3 separate regions of the Homo sapiens genome follow, and all the other regions are linked to region 1. Evidence: read pairs that join two places in POLR2A ChIA-PET (ENCODE). Cell type or tissue: CD4-positive, alpha-beta T cell. All regions are shown on one strand. Links, peaks and the distances in the headings refer to the core of each region. The heading gives the core; the rest is flanking DNA. Region 1 overlaps RNF157 (ring finger protein 157). Region 2 overlaps LOC101928447 (a long non-coding RNA gene). Region 3 overlaps LOC105371896 (a long non-coding RNA gene).

Region 1 (5,997 bases), core at 384-5,383:
AGGTTTTTCGTACCCTTATCACCTGTTAAGGTGAACAGAGAGAATTGCTTAACTGTGCAATTGCTTAATTAAATATTTTGGAAAAGGTCAACATTAGGTGGGAGGTCATATAGCCATGACGTTGGTCTTGTGTACTTCCTGCCAAGAGACCTAGCAGAGGAGTTCGAAGACTATAAATGGAGTGCTTTCTTGGATTGATTTCTTTGATAGCCAAATCTGAAGACAAAGCATTTTTGTGTGCAAGGTCATCTGTGACACTCTCTTGCTATCTCCCTCATATCTTTGATTTGGGTACAAAGAATATCTTTTATCTTGTCAGCTTTGTGATTACCATTCATTCTAAGCTGGTGATTGGCTCCCCATGAGGATTGGTTGAAAAATTAGTGAAAAGAGGTTTACTGCAGTTAATATAGATCATTGTTGTTCTGATCTACAGCAGGCACATCAGTCTGTCTCAGGGATGAATCTGGGTAAATAGGCAAATTTGTATTCACTTCACAGCATTCAAGCAAATACGAAGCTGCTCTCCCCAACACTGATCCATCACCAGTCTAAAAATATCCACTGGTAAGCCTTGGACACGTTATGTATCTCAGGAGAAGGGAAGCAGAGAAAGCTGGGAAAATAACCAGGCATCAAATAAAAATGAAATAGAATTTAAACACAAAACCCTATAAAAAAAGAGATTATGTAGTACCATGAATGAGTTTTTGATATGACCCCAGGTGTTGGTTTCTATAGTAATTATTATTTGATTCTCTGGCATAAATATTAAATGTCTGCCCAATATACAAAATGTGTACTTTGCTTTTTTTTTTTTTTTTTTAGATGGAGTCTTGCTCTGTCGCCCAGGCTGGAGTACAGTGGCACTATCTTGGCTCACTGAAACCTCTGCCTCCCAGGTTCAAGTGATTATCTTGCCTCAGCCTCCCAAGTAGCTAGGATTACAGGCGCGTGCCGCTGTGCCTGGCTAATTTTTTGTGTTTTTAGTAGAGACGGGGTTTCACCATGCTGGCCAGGCTGGTCTCAAACTCCTGGCCTCAACCAACCCGCCCACCTCAGCTTCCCAAAGTGCTGGGATTACAGGTGTGAGCCACCGCTCCCAGCCTGTACTTTGCTATTTTAATTATAAATTGTCTAAAATGGTTTCCTGTCTTTGGAAGCATATTTTTGGTATTTTGGGTTTTTTGTTTTTACTTAAGTAAAAAAATTAATATAAAATAAATTACATAAATACATAATTTATAATTAAACAAATGAAGAAATAATTGAATAATTGAATGATAAAGGACAGCTCTTCCTTACAGTAGAATCCCAGCTAATAAATGTAGAAAGCTATAATTATTCTATATCCATAAATGTTTTTTAATGTGGAAGAAATGATAGAAATTAGCCAGCTGTGATGACTTGCTTGTAGTCCCAGCTACTCGGGAAGCTGAGGCAGGAGGATCACTTGAGCCCAGTAGTTCAAGGCTGTAGTGCACTATGGTCACAGTGAATAGCCACTGCATTCCAGCATGGAAACATAGCAAGACCCTACCTCTAAAAAACAAAACAAAAAAAAACTTTATGTGAATTTATTTTGGTATATAATTAAATATTATTAGCTGCAGAAGACCAGCATTTTTTCTTTCAGTGGGGTCTCTAACCTACCTGCATCAGAATTGGTTGGAATGTTTATTAAAATACAGATTCCTAGTTCCTACCCCAAACTAGCTGAATCAGAATTCTAGTGACAGGGCCCTGGGATCTGCAGTTTTCAAAAATATTCCCACGTGAGGCCGGGCGTGGTGGCTCACACCTGGAATCCCAGCACTTTGGGAGGCTGAGGCGGGCGGATCGCCTGAGGTCAGGAGTTCGAGACCAGCCTGACCAACATGGAGAAACCCTATCTCTACTAAAAATACAAAAAAATTAGCCAGGCATGGTGGCAGACGCCTGTAATCCCAGCTACTCGGGAAGCAAGGCTGAGGCAGGAGAATCGCTTGAACCCGGGAGGCGGAGGTTGCAGTGAGCCAAGATCGTGCCATTGCACTCCAGCCAGGGCAACAAGAGCGAAAAGTAACCAACAGAAGTATACAATATCAATACTTTCTTTACCTGAGAATTGATGGTAATAATATAGTTTTCATATTATTATGATATATAGGATATATATATCCTATATATCCTATATATCATATATAGGATATATAGGATATATATCTCTCTCATATATATATCTCTCATATATATATATATATATATATATATATGAGACGAGGCCTGAATCTAATAGCAAATGAAAACAAAGTATATACTTTAAAAAAAGATTTATGTTGAAGTTAACTTTATTTTTATGGATGGGATGAATGGATTATTGTGTTTTTTTGTAGACTACTGGGAATTGCCTAATAATTTACACACAGAGTAAGATGTCCTTTCACATGTACTGTGACCATATTTTTTTACAGCAAAAATAGTACAACCGTAGGAGTAGTGTAATATTTGAAATCAGAATGGTAAAAAAAAAAATCTAGGACATGTGATTGATACACACACACACACACACACACACACACACAGACTAAATGCGTGTGTGCCCATGTGTATGTGAATGCACGTGCACCCTTCTGGCCTGCATTTGGGCATGGTCTGGCAATTTCATCTTTCGTCACCAGGTGGCGCTTTGCCGATGTGATGTGCTGGTAAAAGGAAGCTGATGAGCACCAGGGTCAAAAGCCAAAGAGGAGTTGCTCACGTAACACACAGAGCCTTCGTCAGCAAACGCCTGAGGTCCACCAAAAGAGGTCTTCTGGCTGAGCCCAACTCTACTTCCATTCTGGGTTTGAGATGTTTGGGATTTAAGTTATTCTCAGATTCAGGCTTACTTCAGGACAGACACAGCAGCCCAGTCCCAGGAGGATGTTGTATCCAAGCATGCAGGGCACCAGATGCAAGCTTGACGCCCCTTTACAGATGGAACTAAGAGAGGTTTGCTTGACTCTTCACTGTGTCCCTCAGGCCTAGTTCAGTACTCAGGATATAGTGAGAGTGCTGAATGAATGGGTAAATGTCTTTGTTTTTTGAAAATTATTTATTTATTTATTCTTTTTTTTTTTTTTTTTTGAGACAGAGTCTCACTCGGTCACCCAGGCTGGAGTGCAGTGGTGTGATCTCAGCTCACTGCAACCTCTGCCTCCTGGGTTCAAGTGATTCTCCTGCCTCAGCCTTCTGAGTAACTGGGAGTACAGGCACACGCCACCACACCCAGCTGATTTTTGTATTTTTAGTAGAGATGAGGTTTCACCATGTTGGCCAGCCTGGTCTCAAACTCTGGACCTCAGGTGATCTGCCTGTCTCGGCTTCCCAAAGTGCTGGGATTAGATGTGAGCCACCGCACCCGACCATTTTTTGAAAACAATTTAGTGAAGAAGTCGCCATATTTTAGAACTATCTGGCAGTAACACATCTTTGAGCATCTTGGGTGGAAGGTAAACGCTGACTGACGTATCCATTGTGGCTGTGGCTGCTGGCAGTGTTCTCTGACATCACCCTGCCCTCAGTGTACATTTGTATCTTCTGCAGGTACTGTTAGATCTTATAGACAAAGATTTTGTCATACTGTGCTCCAAGAAAGCTCTTCTCTAAGAAGACCTTAGATACTCCTGTTAAAGATAGAAAGGAGTGTGGTGCGTGGTATGATTTTGTACATACTGCCATCTAAGCATAGGGCGCCATTGGAGATTTTTGGCTAGCTTCCAGAACCTTCACAGAATTCAGTACTGTTTGCCATGATGGTATAACTTTCAGACTCCCCGAACTCTGCTCAGGTCCCTGGAACACTCCTAGGATTAGAAGAGCCTGTAGACTTGCCCTACAGTAGAAGCAGTGCAATAGAGTATGGCTTTTGGAGTCAGATGTACCTGGGTTCAAATTGTGGTTCTGCTGCTCATTAGCTCTGGGACCCTGGATGATTACGTGAATCTTTTGAGTCTCGGTTTCTTTATCTGTAGAATGTCAGTTTGTTTAACTGACATTCTTCATTTTTCAGTCGGCTACTGTATTTCTCCGGCATGTTGGACTGTCCTCCAGCATACACACGGAACTTACAGGCTGGTGAGAGGGGCAGGCATGTTGTTCCTTTCGAGAATGTGAAATAAGAGCATACCTAAACTAGAGCTGGATGGCGGTGATGGCCGCACGATAATGCGAATGTGAATGTTACTTAATGCCGCTGAACTGTATACTTGAATATGATTGAGATAGTAAATTTCATGTTATGTGTATTTTACCAAGATAAAAATAAAAAGACCAGGTGTGGTGGCTTACACCTCTAATCCCCGCACTTTGGGAAGCTGAGGCGAGAAGATCACTTGAACTCAAGAGTTTGAGACCAGCCTGGGCAACATAGTAAAACCCCATCTCTACGAAAATTTAAAAATAAAGATAAAAAATATGTAAAGTAAAATGGGGGACAAAAAGAATCTATCTAAAGTACCTAGCATAATGCCTGGCACATAGTAGATACTCAGTTAAATATTTCCTTACATTCTCTTTTTTCATGATTTGCCAAGCTGTAATTGCAGGTTACCCAAGTTTTACCCCATGAAAGGGGCTTTCTTTTGGCAGAGTTTTCTGGTTAGATGAATAGATTAGGGGGATCTGTGCCTTGCTTTTCTGTCGTAAAGGTACTCACACTTAATGTTTGGTCCCCAAATCCCTGAGCAGACCAAATTTCATTCTTTGTTCATGAGTCTTGATCTGAGGCCTGTTTTCATTATAAAAAGTGAAATAGGATTCTAGAAGCTGCATTTAGTTGTCCTTCATAAGGCTGTTAAGGGTTTATTTACTCCAGAATGATACCTGAGAAACAGGAAGCCATTCTATAAATCCATACTGAGCTTGAGGTAAGAGATCAGAAAGCTTCTCAGTCTCCCTCTGTCTGTGGACCTGGGGCATGTTGTGTGCAAGACAGAAAAGGAAGCTCTTCCTGTTTCCGGATATGCCAGGATGCTTACATCAGAAAGACTTTATCTGGTCTTCCTTGTCACCATGCACTCCCTTACTCAGTAGACCTAGGGCTGAGAAAATTACCCTTTGCAGACTCTAAAAAAGAAAACAGAAACTCTGTGGATATGAACTGAGAAAACGATTGCTAATGCTAAGTACAGTGGACTGGTGCATGAGTACTTCAGAAAAATGCTTGGCCCTGAATCTGTTCTGAGCTTCATCTTTCTTGGTCCCAAGAAGGCATTAGTTTTCTTTCCTTTCATACTTACCTGTTAGCATATGAGTGAGATCTCTGGTTTTAGGTTGAAATAAGATACTTATTTTTTGTTTTTGAGACAGAGTCTCGCTTGTTGCCCAGGCTGGAGTGCAGTGGCATGAGCTCAGCTCACTGCAACCTCCACCTCCTGGGTTCAAACAATTCTTCTGCCTCAGCCTCCCTAGTAGCTGGGACTACAGGCCTGTGCCACCACACCCAGCTAATTTTTGTATTTTTAGTACAGATGGGGTTTCGCTATGTTGGCCAGGCCGGTCTCAAAGCTCCTGACCTCAAGTGATCTGCCCACCTCGACCTCCCAAAGTGCTGGGATTAGAGACATGAACCACCACGCTTGGCCTCTTTTTTTTTCCTTTTTGGGATGGTCTCACTCTCTCCCCCAAGCTGGAGTGCAGTGATGCTATCATAGCTCACTGCAGCCTCAATCTCCTGGGCTCAAGTGATCCTCTTGCGTCAGCCTTCTGAGTAGCTGGGACTACAGGTGTGTGCCACCATGCTGACTAAGTTCTACATTTTTTGTGGGGACAAAGTCTCGCCATGTTGCCCAGGCTGGTCTCAAAACTCCTAAGCTCAAGCGATCTTTCTGCCTCAGCCTCCCAAAATGCTGGAATTACAAGCGTGAGCTACTGTGCCCGGCCAGGATACACCTTTTGTCTTAAATATAACTTAGTAATGGTGCATGTATTGAGGAGATAGTGTGGACAAACACAAACATTTATCTGATGTCTTGA
Region 2 (5,997 bases), core at 469-5,468, 60 kb after region 1:
TTTTTGGCTCTTCTGTTTGAGCAGGCGGTTGGTAAGACACATCGGGATCCCCAGGCTGGTACCTGAACCAACATCAGCTCTGGCAATGCCACCTCTCTCACAGAAGAGCGGGCCTGGCTGGAGCAGAGTTGGGGCTGGGGGTCCCCGGACACTCGCTCTGCCCCTAGCTGGCCAGAGTTCCAGAAAGCCCACATCCCATGGTCCACCCTTGACCCTGAGCCCTTTGAGCTGGTGGGTCTAGAACTCAGTTTGGGGGATGACCTCCACCACAATCCCTTTCCCTGCTTCACCCCTGCAGCCTGGTGAGTGCCTCCAGGGCAGAGGACAAGTGCGGGGGGCCTCTGTTCCTGCCTGCCCAGGACCCGTGCCCCTCGCCTGCTGCCAGCACAGACTGCCCACTGTGGGGCTCCTGGCTGCTGGCTGGGGTTCAAGTTTGTTGGGGGAAGCACCTTGGCTGGGCCCTGAGCTCTGGGAGACACCACATCAGCTGGCTGGGCCTCTGGCAGACCCCAGCTCCAAGTCTGGTCCTGAGGAGCTGCAGGCCCAGATTCCTTCAGGGGTGCTAGCCGGAGGTGGGGTTTGTCTGTTTGCCCTTTTGTGGGAGGCAGGAGCAGCTGGAGTACCCCTCAATGACAGCAGCAAGCACCTGTCATCTGCAGGAGGCCTCAGGAGCCATCTAGTGTCACCTATAGCTGAAGAAAATGAGGCACAGAGAGGACACAGCTCTGAGGACGGTGGCACAGGTGAGGCTGGCTTCTCGTGGGCACTGCCTGCTGGGGGACCTATGTGGATGTCTGCCACCTCTCCACTCACCACAGCAGCATCTGTGTCTCCCCTGCTGGACTGGGAGCTCCGGGAGGGCAGTGTGCAGTTCTCTGTGGCACCTGGCCGGAGTCAGGTATGGCACATGCTTGGTGCTCAGCAGAGCATGGTGGCATGGATAGGGGGTGGCAGGATGCACCCTAATTCTCACAATGACTTACTGGCAGAGCCAGATCCAAAAGCCAGAGTTTCCAGCTGGGCAGATAGAGGGGAACTATCAGAAAGGCAGCTCAGGAGGCTGGGCATGGTGGCTCACGCCTGTAATCCCAGCACTTTCGGAGGCTGAGGCGGGGAGAATCACCTGAGGTCAGGAGTTCGAGATCAGCCTGACCAACGCGGTGAAATCCCATCCCTACTAAAAATAAAAAAATTAACCTTGCGTGGTGGTGCACACCTGTAGTCCCAGCTACTTGGGAGGCTGAGGCAGGAGAATCGCTTGAACCCGAGAGGTGGAGGTTGCAGTGAGTGCAGTGGCGCAATCTCAGCTCACTGCACTCCAGGCTGGGCTACAAGAGTGAAACTCTGAAAAAGAAAAAGAAGGAAGGAAGGAGGGAGGGAGGGAGAGAGCGAAAGAAAGCGAGAAAGAGAAGGGAGAGAGAAAGAAGAGAGAGAGAAGGAAGGAAGGAAAGAAGGAAGGAAGCAAAGAAGGAAGGAAGGAAAGAAGGAAGGAAGGAAGGAGAGAGAGAGAGAAAGAAAGGAAGGAAGGAAGGCAAGCAAAGCAAGGCAACTCAGGCCTGTCCCGCCTGTCCCTCTGCCCTCAGGGGCCCAGGCCTCACCTCCAGCCCAGTCTCCTCCCTGGCCTCATTAAAAAGCCCTTATTGAAGAAGGAAGTGTGTGTGGTGTCCCCCCAGGGAATACACGCTGAGATATCTCTGCTCATTCATTCATTCATTTCAGGCAGACAGGAGGACCCTTCCGTGAGTGTGAACGACAGGCAAGCCCACAGAACAAGAGCACACTGGGGACTCCCTTCAGGGTCATCTCACTCAATCCCCTGCCTCAGGGCAGCTATCCAGTCAGGGAAAGAGGCCTCCTGGTTTCCCACCGCAGGGGCAGGATCCATCGGTCCTCAGTTTGGGGTTGGCGGGGAACGGTGGAAACCTAGCTCTCGGCCTGCTCCCGGGCAGGGCTTCCCTGTGCCCTCCCGCCCCCAGCCAGCAGCCTGTGTCTTCTAATTTACTGCCCAAGGCACTGCACCCTCCTCATTTGCGGCCCCCAGGCCACTGCTGCCAGGCAGCCCACCCCTCCGAGGCTCCTCTCCAAACACAGTGCAACCTCAGCTGACGCCGGGGCCCCAGGGCCGCTCTGCCTCCGCTCCCGCCACACTCAGCTGTCCTCTCCGACACCCCCGGCCCCCTCCCTACTTCCCAGCTTTCCTTCCATAAGGCCGGTTCCTGTCCTGAGGCCCCCTTCTCCCATCCTTCAAAATCCAGTCCATACGCCTGTGCCTCGGCCTCCTTGAAACGCCCCACAGCTGTGGCTGTTCCCCCAACCCAGGCCGCAGCCCTGTGCCTCTCCTGTGGCCTGGATGACCCAGGCCTGCAGCGCACCCCAAATTCCCAAATGTTTCCAACAGCACCATCTTCTTATCCGGGGTCTCCTCTCTCTTCCCGCTTCCTGCCTCGCTGACGCTGAGTTCGTGAACAAATGAACGAACCTGCCCGACCCGGGAAAGATCCCGCCTGGCGGGGGCCTGTGCGGGGCCCTTCCTGGGGACAGCGCCACTCGCCTCCGTCCCGCTCCCCACCGCAGCCCGGCACGGAGAAAGCGCTGAGTCACGTTCCGGGCACGCGGCCCCAGGGGAGCCAGGCCTCAGGGGCGCACCTGGACCCGTGGGGGCTCCTGGGCCTGCTGGGGGAACGCCTGGGCCCGCGATGGGGGGCGCCCGCACCCGCACCCGCTGCCCAGCGCAGCCCCCGCAGCGTCCCCGGTTGCCTGGAGCCACGGGCCGGGCAGCAGCGGGTGCCAGAGGCTGACGCCACCGCGGCTTGCCAGCCGAACCCCCCTTCCGGACTGGTTCAGAGGAATGGAGGGTGGGGGGCACGAGACGCCCCCAGCAGGCTGCCCCGACCCCTGGTTTCCTGTCCAACCCCCAGGTCGCGTTCCCGGGACCCTCTGGATGCCCCCTCGTTGTTTGCCTCCCCTCCATCTCCACGTTCCCTCCCTCTTCAGCGCCCCCTCCTGCCCCCGTTCTGTCCCCACCCATGACCCTGGCCCCTGGGCCTCTCCCTTCCTCTGCACCCTGGGCCTTCTCGGAGGTTCCAGCTGCGCGAGCGCGGTGGAGGCCAAGGGTGGTGTGGGGCGCCCCCTCGCGGCCCGGCCTGGCCCGGCCCGGCCCGGGCTCGCCTCACCTCCCCGCCTGCTTAAGCCCTCCCGGAGCGCTCGGGGTTCGACCCCCGAGCACGGCGGGAGGAGGGCGCCCCCCTGCGGCACAGCCACGTCCACGAAGCCCCTCCCGGGGTTCTAGAAAGCGGAGGCCTCCGGTAATAGGGGCTAAGGCTGGGCTAGGGGGACAGGGGACAGGCCCTCCCAGCTCCTCCCCTGTCGAGCCAGGAGGGGTGAGGGAGAGGGGGAGAAGTGTGTGTGTGTGTGTGTGTGTGTGTGTGTGTGTGTGTGTGTGTGTGTGTGTGTGTGTGTGTGTGTGTGATGTGTGTGGTGTGTGTGTGTGTAGTGTGTGTGTGTGTGTGTGTGTGTGGCGCAGATAAGGGGCCATGGCCTAGGACAGCCAGGCAGTGAGTGGCAAGCGCCTGATGGGTTGCTTTTCCTTCATTTTACAAGCCAGGAAGTCTTCCTGCGGTGGGGTTTGCAGAACCAGCAGAATCCCTCCTGGGGCCACCATGTTCCCGGCACCGTTCTGAGCCTTTGTAACGCTAATCTCCTGTAGTGAGTGCCTGGGGAGGGTTGGGGGGCTGTAATATTGTTGTCCTTGCAGAAGGAAAGACCAAGATGCAGAGAGATGTCTAAAAGGTGCCAGAAGGTGACTATCCAGCCCTGGTATCACTGCCTGGTGATTTCGTTTCTTTGATCTTCACGAATGGCCTCACTGGGTGAGTCCAGGGGCCAGGAGGTTCAAGATGCTGTCAATGACTCAGGACTGTTTGGGGGCAGATAAGAGGAGGTGAGGGGTTCCACGGGTTCTGGATAAATTGATCAGAACTCAGAACACATTTCTAAGCAGTGATCATTAGCTGCAGAAGCCGATTTTGTTCCTAACGTACTCCAACTACAGCTGGAAAGGCCAGGGAAGAACTGGAGTGGGCACCGGCTAACATTTCTTGAGCACCTACTAGGTACCAGGCCTTTTATATGCGCCATGTCACTTAATTTACCTCAAATCCAAGGGGCCTTTGTGGTGTGTTATTCAGAAGTCACAGGGCTAATTAGGGGCAGGGCTGGGATCAGACGGGCCTGTCTGGCCTCACACCTGGGTTCTTTTTCCTCCACTCTGCCATTCAGCTGTGATTTGGACAGAAATCAGCTGCCACGTGCAACATTCTCCCATGGGAACATGTGTCCGCAGTACCTATCTCAGAGCCCAAATCCTTCCTGCCCCACAGCCTTCTCCTGGAACCTGCCTTGGGTAAGCTGAGAAATTGGTATGGGAGGTGTGGGGGTGGGACAGAGTGTGCAGGTCTCTGGCCACAAGAGAAGCAGGAAGGGATAAAGATTCCTCCCAATGTATCTCCTGGCCTGGGTGTTTCTGCTGCCCACAAGTATGTTGCTGTGATTCTCAGGTCAAAGAGGCTCTCAGTTGCCTCAAAAGCTGCACCCTCGGCTGGGCTTGGTGGCTCACGCTTGTAATTCCGGCGCTTTGGGAGGCCAAGGCAGGTAGATCACTTGAGGTCAGGAGTTCGAGACTAGCCTGACCAATATGGTGAAACCCTGTCTCCACTAAAAATACAAAAAAATTAGTTGGGCATGGTGGTGGGTGCCTGTAGTCCTAGCTTCTCGGAAGGCTGAGACAGGAGAATTGCTTGAACCCAGCAGGCAGAGGTTGCAGTGAACCGAGATCGTGCCACTGCACTCCAGCCTGGGTGACATAGTGAGACTCTGTCTCAAAAAAAAAAAATACTGCACCCCGACCTCCTTCACTTTGCCTTCCCTGGGACGTGTACGCCATCCCTTTGATCCTCCTTCCTCGCCCCTCCTCCTCCTCCTGGAGTTAGCCTTCATGCACTTGTTTATTTGCTCATCATAGATTTACTGGGTACCCTGAACACCCTCTGGGTCGGGCCAAGGCCAGGTGCTGGGGAGGTGCCCTTTAGAGGCCCCGCTGAGCCTTCTGGTCACGCATGGCAATTCCATCAGCCCTGGCCCGGCACCCCTCTTGTTTGTGTCACTCAGCTGTGAAGACCTGTTGCCCATGCTTGTCTTTGATCTCCCCCAGCGGGGCTTCTGCTGGCTTAGCCTTTCCTCCCTCCAGCTCTGCCTGTGAGGTCCAGTGATCCTTCCGGGCAGTGGACCCTGCTCTGTGGGCACCTCACAGGCTCCGCAGGAAGCTTCTGGCTTCCAGCACCCCCTCACCTTGCTCACACTTTGCCTCCACCCCTCAAGCAGGCATGATTCCTCAGTGATGCCCCAGACTCTATAAGGACCTGAATTCAAACCAGTTTGCTTAGGGGACATTCAATTTGTAGCTGTGAAAATGAATTTAAAGTTCACCTGAAAAAAAAAGAACAAAAGTAGACTATCCAGGCCGGGCGCTGTGGCTCACGCCTGTAATCCCAGTACTTTGGGAGGCCGAGGCGGGCGGATCACGAGGTCAGGAGATCGAGACCATCCTGGCTAACACGGTGAAACCCCATCTTTACTAAAAATACAAAAAATTAGCTGGCGTAGTGGCGGACACCTGTAGTCCCAGCTACTCGGGAGGCTGAGGCAGAAGAATGGCGTGAACCCGGGAGGCGGAGCTTGCAGTGAGCCGAGATCACGCCACTGCACTCCCTCCTGGGCGACAGAGCGAGACTCCGTCTCAAAAAAAAAAGTAGACTATCCAGGACTTTTTTTAGGAGGGGGGAAAATAAAAAACCATGAAAGATATATCCCTCACCAAATATTAAATGAATAATTAAGTTAAAAAGCTTTTTTGCTTTAACTGGTTTGGTACTGTTGCTGAAATATGCAAAAGCAATTCAATGGAACAGAATACACCCAAGAAATAGATCCAGATATCTA
Region 3 (5,534 bases), core at 506-5,505, 64 kb before region 1:
ATGCCCAGCCAGCTTTTTTTTTTTTTTAATTAAAAAAGTTAGCATTCATTGAGCACCCGCTGTATGTCAGGAACTGTGTGAGGGCTGCACATGCTTTGGCTAACTTAATGTTCAAAGAGCTCTTAGATGTTCTCATGGATGAAGCATAAATGAACTCAGAGAAGTCAAAGAACTTTCCCAGATACACAGCCAATAATGGAAGACCTGGATTTTGAACTTTGCTCTGTTTGACTCTAGAGCTTTATGAAGTTGATCCTTCAAGTCCCTGAGTTCCATATCCATGGATCCAATCAACCATGGATCAAAAACATTAGAAAAGAGGCTGAGCGCAGTGGCTCATATCTGTAATCCCAGCACTCTGGGAGGCCAAGGTGGGCAGATCACCTGAGGTCAGGAGTTTGAGACCAGTCTGGCCAACATGGTGAAACCCCATCTCTACCAAAAATACAAAAACTAGCCAGGCGTGATGGCGCATGTCTATAATCTCAGCTAGTCGGGAGGCTGAGGCAGGAGAATCGCTTGAACCCAGGAGGCAGAGGTTGCAGTGAGCCGAGATTGTGACACTGCATTCCAGACTGGTTGACAGAGCGAGACTCTGTTTAAAAAAAAAAAAAAATTAGAAAAGAAACAATGAAAAATAATACAATAAAAGGTAATACAACTATTTGAATTGTATTTGGTATTATAAGTAATCTAGAGATGATTTAAAGCCTACCCGACATTGTGCATAGTAGGTTGTATGCAAATACTGTGCCATTTCATATCAGGGACTTGAGCATCCAAGGATTTTGGTATCTAGCGCCAATCCCCCATAGATACAGAGGGACAACTGTATATGTCTTTTGCCTTTGTAGACTGAGGGCATCTTGCACATAAATATCAAGTTATACTGAAAATAATTCATGCAATAGAACTTCTGAGAAAGAAGAGCCACCTATTGGCAGCAGTTCTCAGAGGCGGCTTCATGGAAGAGGCAGGATTTCAGCTGAGTGGAATTCACCTTGGCAGACAGGAATGGAAAGGGCACAAGTGGAAGGGTTTTTTTGTGAGCAAAAACATGAGCGGGAGCCACACGCAGTGGTTCACGCCTGTAATTCCAGCACTTTGGGAGGCTAAGGTAGGTGGATCGCTTGAGCCCAGGAGTTTGAGACCAGCCTGGGCAACATGGCGAAACTCCTTCTATAAAAGGGGTTTTGTGTCTACCAAAAATACAAAAATTAGCTGGGAGTGGTTCTGTATGCTGGTAGTTCCAACTACTCGGTAGGCTGAAGTGGGAGGATCGCTTGATCCCGAGAGGTGGAGGCTGCAGTGAGCCGTGATTGCATCACTGCACTCCAGCCTGGGTGACAGAGCAAGACCTTGTCTCAAAACAAAACAAAAACAAAAAACTCATACATGAGCAGGAATGATAAGCTGCATTTGGGGTATGAGCAGGTGTTTATTGGGAAGCAGAGAGAGGAAAGGGCTCAGGGATGAAGCACCTGTCTTCTGTAAGGTAACAGGGAGCCACTGAAAGTATATAGATAAGGGAGTAACATGATGACAGCTGTATATTGGTGACGCTAACCTGAGAATAATTTAGAGAATGGATAAGGGGAAGGAAGACCAAGAGGTAGGAAAATAGGAAAACCAGAGAGGAAGCTAATGAAATTACCAGACCTCTTTTCATACACAGATTTCATCTTGGAATATAAAAGATAACAGGGGCCAGGCACAGTGGCTCACTCATGTAATCCCAGCACTTCGGGAGGCCGAGGCAGGTGGATCACCTGAGGCTAGGAGTTTAAGCCTGGCCTGGCCAACATGGTGAAACCCCGTCTCTACTAAAAATACAAAAAGTTAGCTGGGCGTGGTGGCGCATGCCTACAATCCTAGCTAGCTACTTGGGAGGCTGAGGCATGAGTATCTCTTGAATCAGGGAGGCGGAGGTTGCAGTGAACCAAGATCGTGCCACTTTACTCCAGCCTGGGCGACAGAATGAGACTCTGTCTCAACAACAACAACAACAAAAAATAAATATGTTTATTATATTTATTATATTTATATCTTTATAAACAAAGATATTTATTATATATTATTATTATAAAAAATAATAATAAAATAAAAGATAACAGGGCCAGGCGTGGTGGCTCACGCCTGTAATCCAAGCACATTGGGAGGCCGAGGCAGGTGGATCACTTGAGGTCAGGAGTTCAAGACCAGCCCCGCTAACATGGTGAAACCTCGTCTCTGCTAAAAATACAGAAATTAGCTGGGCATGGTGGCGTGCGCCTGTAGTCCCAGCTACTCAGGAGGCTGAGGCAGGAGAATCGCTTGAACCTGGGAGGTGGAGGTTGCAGTGAGCCGAGATCAGGCCAGTGCACTCTAGCCTGGGTGACAGAGAGACTCCATCTTAAAAAAAAAAAAAAAGATAACAGGATACGGCTAACAATGTAATAAATATATACCTCATGGTGCGTAAAAAAGACCTAAGGCTTCCAATAGCTTACTGTGAGAACCATAACAGTGAGTGGTATTTCTGTTTATTACTTTGTCAGGATCAACACACAGTCTTTGAAATACCCTAATAGGATAGTAGTTATCACATAAATAAACAAGCAATTTGCTCAGAAATAAATGTGTCATTGTAAACAAATTGCTTGTCTGTAGTGGACTTTGGCTGGCACTCAGACTTTAGCTGGACACACTATTAGCATGCATACGGCACTTTTAACCTACTTGCTAAGAATCTGATCTCCTAACCCTCAGTGGCCTCTCATTTCTCTTTTCTCAGCAGCCCTTTGGTTCCTGTGCCTGGGAGGAGTTAGGTGACTGGTTGATCAGTTCAGTTCTGCAGCCCTGACCTCAGCTCCAGTTTCAGAAGAGCAGAGGGAGGGTGCAGGGAGTCTCCAGCTGAGAGGAGCTCAGTGGTTTTCTGATTCTGACTTGAGCACAGTTACAGACAACTTTCCTGTGAGTGCAGTTGATTGCATGCTCACACTGATATTGCAACAGCTGAACACGTGTGTGCACTTGTGTTGAGCTTCAGAGCTCAACCTCAAGTCGGCTTGTCCTCTTATGACAGCTGTAGGAGATGGCTCACCAAGGAGAGACAGAGAGAGATAAAACCAGCATAGCACCAGCTTCCCATATCAAGACCCAGTGCACAGGGAGCCAGGGATCCCTGGGTTCTGAGCTATGGCTACCACTTGTATGGTCTTGGGCAAGCCCCTTACCCTGTAGAGGTTGCAGCTGCCTCATCTGTCAGGGGAGGGGCTGTACCTTTGAGATTCCTTCCAAATCTGACCATCTAGCCAGGACAGGCATTTTCAAGAAACCCTGTTTGTTATTTTCTTCTTTTGATCTAAGTAACCGCAGGTGAGTATTTGTTTTGTTAAAGAAAGGTTTGGGGCTGTCACCACGCTGCCGCTTCCACATTCTACCTTTTCTAGGTAGCAAGAGGCAGACGCTGGGCTTTGTGCCTATTTGGTCTGGTCTGTTTCTCCAAGAAGGGCAGCTGGAGTCGATGCTGGGCTGAAATGTTCTTTTTTTTCCTTTTTTCGAGACAGGGTCTTGCTCTGTCACCCAGGCTGGAGTGCAGTGGCGCCATCTCTGCTCACTGCAACCTCCACCTCCCGGGTTCAAGCAATTCTTTTGCCTCAGCCTCCTGAGTAGCTGGGATTACAGGCGCGCGCCATCACGCCTGGCTAATTTTTGTATTTGTAGTAGAGACAGGGTTTCACCATGTTGGGCAGGCTGGTCTTGAGCTACTGACCTCGTGATCCACCCGCGTCAGCCTCCCAGTGCTGGGATTGCAGGCATGAGCCACCGCGCCTGGCCTGCACAGCTAATTTTTAAATATTTTTTTTGTAGAGATAGGATCTCACTATGTTGCCCAGGCTGGTGCTGAACTCCTGGGCTCAGGCAATCCTCCCACCTCAGCCTCCCAAAGCACTGGGATTACAGGTGTGAGCTACCAGGCCTGCCCTGCCAAGCTGAAATGTTAGCCTCACACTTTTTTTTTTTTTTTTTTTGAGACGCAGTCTCCTTCTGTGGCCCCAGGCTGGAGTGCAGTGGCGCAATCTGGACTCGCTTCAACCTCCGCTTCACTGGTTCAAGCGATTCTCCTGCCTCAGCCTCCCGAGTAGCTGGGATTACAGGCGTGTGCCACCACGCCTGGCTAATTTTTGTATTTTTAGTAGAAACGGGGTTTCACCATGTTGGCCAGGATGGTCTCAAACTCCTGACCTCAGGTGATACATCTGCCTCGGCCTCCCAAAGTGCTGGGATTACAGGCGTGGGCCACTGCACCCAGCCCGCACATTCTTTTTACACCAACTTTAGGATGCAGAATGTGTAGTCCCAGGTGGAGTGAGCTCAAAGCCAAAAGAAGAGCAGGACCAACAAGGAAGAGAATGAAGGCAGAAGTGAACAGGTAGAACCAAGCTTACAAGGTCTGGTATTTGATAGAAACAACAAAAAATAGAACAGACTCTCCCAATTTCTTCAAACTAGTCTGTAAACATAAATAGAGTCTTGGGCCCCTCATTTCTCCAATGCCAGATGCCTGGGCAGCAGGGCTGGAACCAGAGTGAGGCAGGTGAGGCAATTGCATGACACTGAGAGTAAGAACTGTTCTTTTTTTTGAGATGGTGTCCTGCTCTGTTGCCAGGCTGGAGTGCAGTGGCCTGATATCAGCTCAGTGCAAACTCCGCCTCCCGGGTTCAAGCGATTCTCCTGGCTCAGCCTCCCGAGTAGCTGGGACTACAGGTGCGTGCCACCATGCCCAGCTAATTTTTGTATTTTTAGTAAAGATGGGGTTGGCCAGGATGGTCTCGATCTCTTGACCTCGTGATCCGCCCATCTTGGCCTCCCAAAGTGCTGGGATTACAGGTGTGAGCCACTGTGCGTGGCTGAGAATGAGAACTTAAAGTTGACATTCTGGGTGCCCCACTCACTTCGCCTTATCCCCAACACATTGGGCCGTGTAAACATCATCTTTCATTTTAGTCTTAACTTGAAAAATAGATTAATAGGCTACAAACTGGACTGGAGTCTGCATCCATTTGAACAACTCTTCTTTATTGGCAGCCCAGAGTGGAGGACGAAATTAACAATGAGGAATTCACACTCAGCAAAAAGCAAAATATGAAAGCCTGATTGCGGATTTCCTAATGGACAAGATTATTTTCCTCTACAGAGAGCCTTAGGTTGCCAGAGGAACCATCTGCAGGGCCCCAAAGCATTTAGGATCAGACTATTCTGTCGACGTTAGCCTAGCCCACTGATCTGGAGCAGGATGTGACATTCTCCGCTGGTGGTTTTGGCTTCAATCCACCGAAGCCACATGTCGAGGACTAAAAGAGGGATCGGGCCCATGTGTGGCTGATTGGGCCCTATCTTCTGGAGAGAGCTGGTACTCATTAAGAACAGCCAAGATTCTCATCTTCCTGTCCCAAAATCAGAGACCTTTCTTAGCTCTTTCAGGTCACCTGAGATACTGGTTTGCCTCCCAAACCCTGCTGCCTCAGGAATGCTGTGCTGCAGGGCTGTGT

What was found. ChIA-PET counts read pairs that join two places held together with the same protein. Peaks named below come from ENCODE experiments on the same cell type or tissue, not always from the same donor. Only the 100,000 strongest peaks of a DNase experiment are listed, where the experiment ranks them.
Region 2: POLR2A ChIA-PET joins it to region 1 with 62 read pairs; 21 of 35 experiments call an interaction of 5 or more read pairs at or near these places.
Region 3: POLR2A ChIA-PET joins it to region 1 with 15 read pairs; 18 of 35 experiments call an interaction of 5 or more read pairs at or near these places.

Annotation. Positions count from the first base shown.
Region 1 is chr17:76,179,019-76,185,015 of GRCh38, reverse strand. The region is part of intron 2 of RNF157 (ring finger protein 157); the gene reads left to right. Among named protein-coding and RNA genes, the nearest start is that of FOXJ1, 41 kb to the right of the region's middle. In CD4-positive, alpha-beta T cell, for the core only: CTCF peaks have their summits at 2,454, 2,653 (motif pointing right), 4,748, 4,958 and 1 weaker place; DNase peaks (open chromatin) are centred at 2,655 and 4,945; H3K27ac peaks cover 1,665 bases.
Region 2 is chr17:76,118,736-76,124,732 of GRCh38, reverse strand. It overlaps LOC101928447 (a long non-coding RNA gene), which reads left to right. Exons shown (of 4, transcript XR_001753019.2): 2 at 609-743; 3 at 3,755-3,869; 4 at 4,279-4,397. Among named protein-coding and RNA genes, the nearest start is that of EXOC7, 18 kb to the right of the region's middle. RefSeq lists a silencer at 2,940-3,409. In CD4-positive, alpha-beta T cell, for the core only: CTCF peaks have their summits at 2,827 and 3,106 (motif pointing left); DNase peaks (open chromatin) are centred at 771, 2,652 and 3,122; H3K4me3 peaks cover 452 bases.
Region 3 is chr17:76,244,031-76,249,564 of GRCh38, reverse strand. LOC105371896 (a long non-coding RNA gene) reads left to right here. Exons shown (of 6, transcript XR_007065913.1): 6 at 5,071-5,534. Among named protein-coding and RNA genes, the nearest start is that of RNF157, 6.3 kb to the right of the region's middle. In CD4-positive, alpha-beta T cell, for the core only: no CTCF peak of the experiment used is centred there; DNase peaks (open chromatin) are centred at 2,934 and 5,304; H3K27ac peaks cover 992 bases.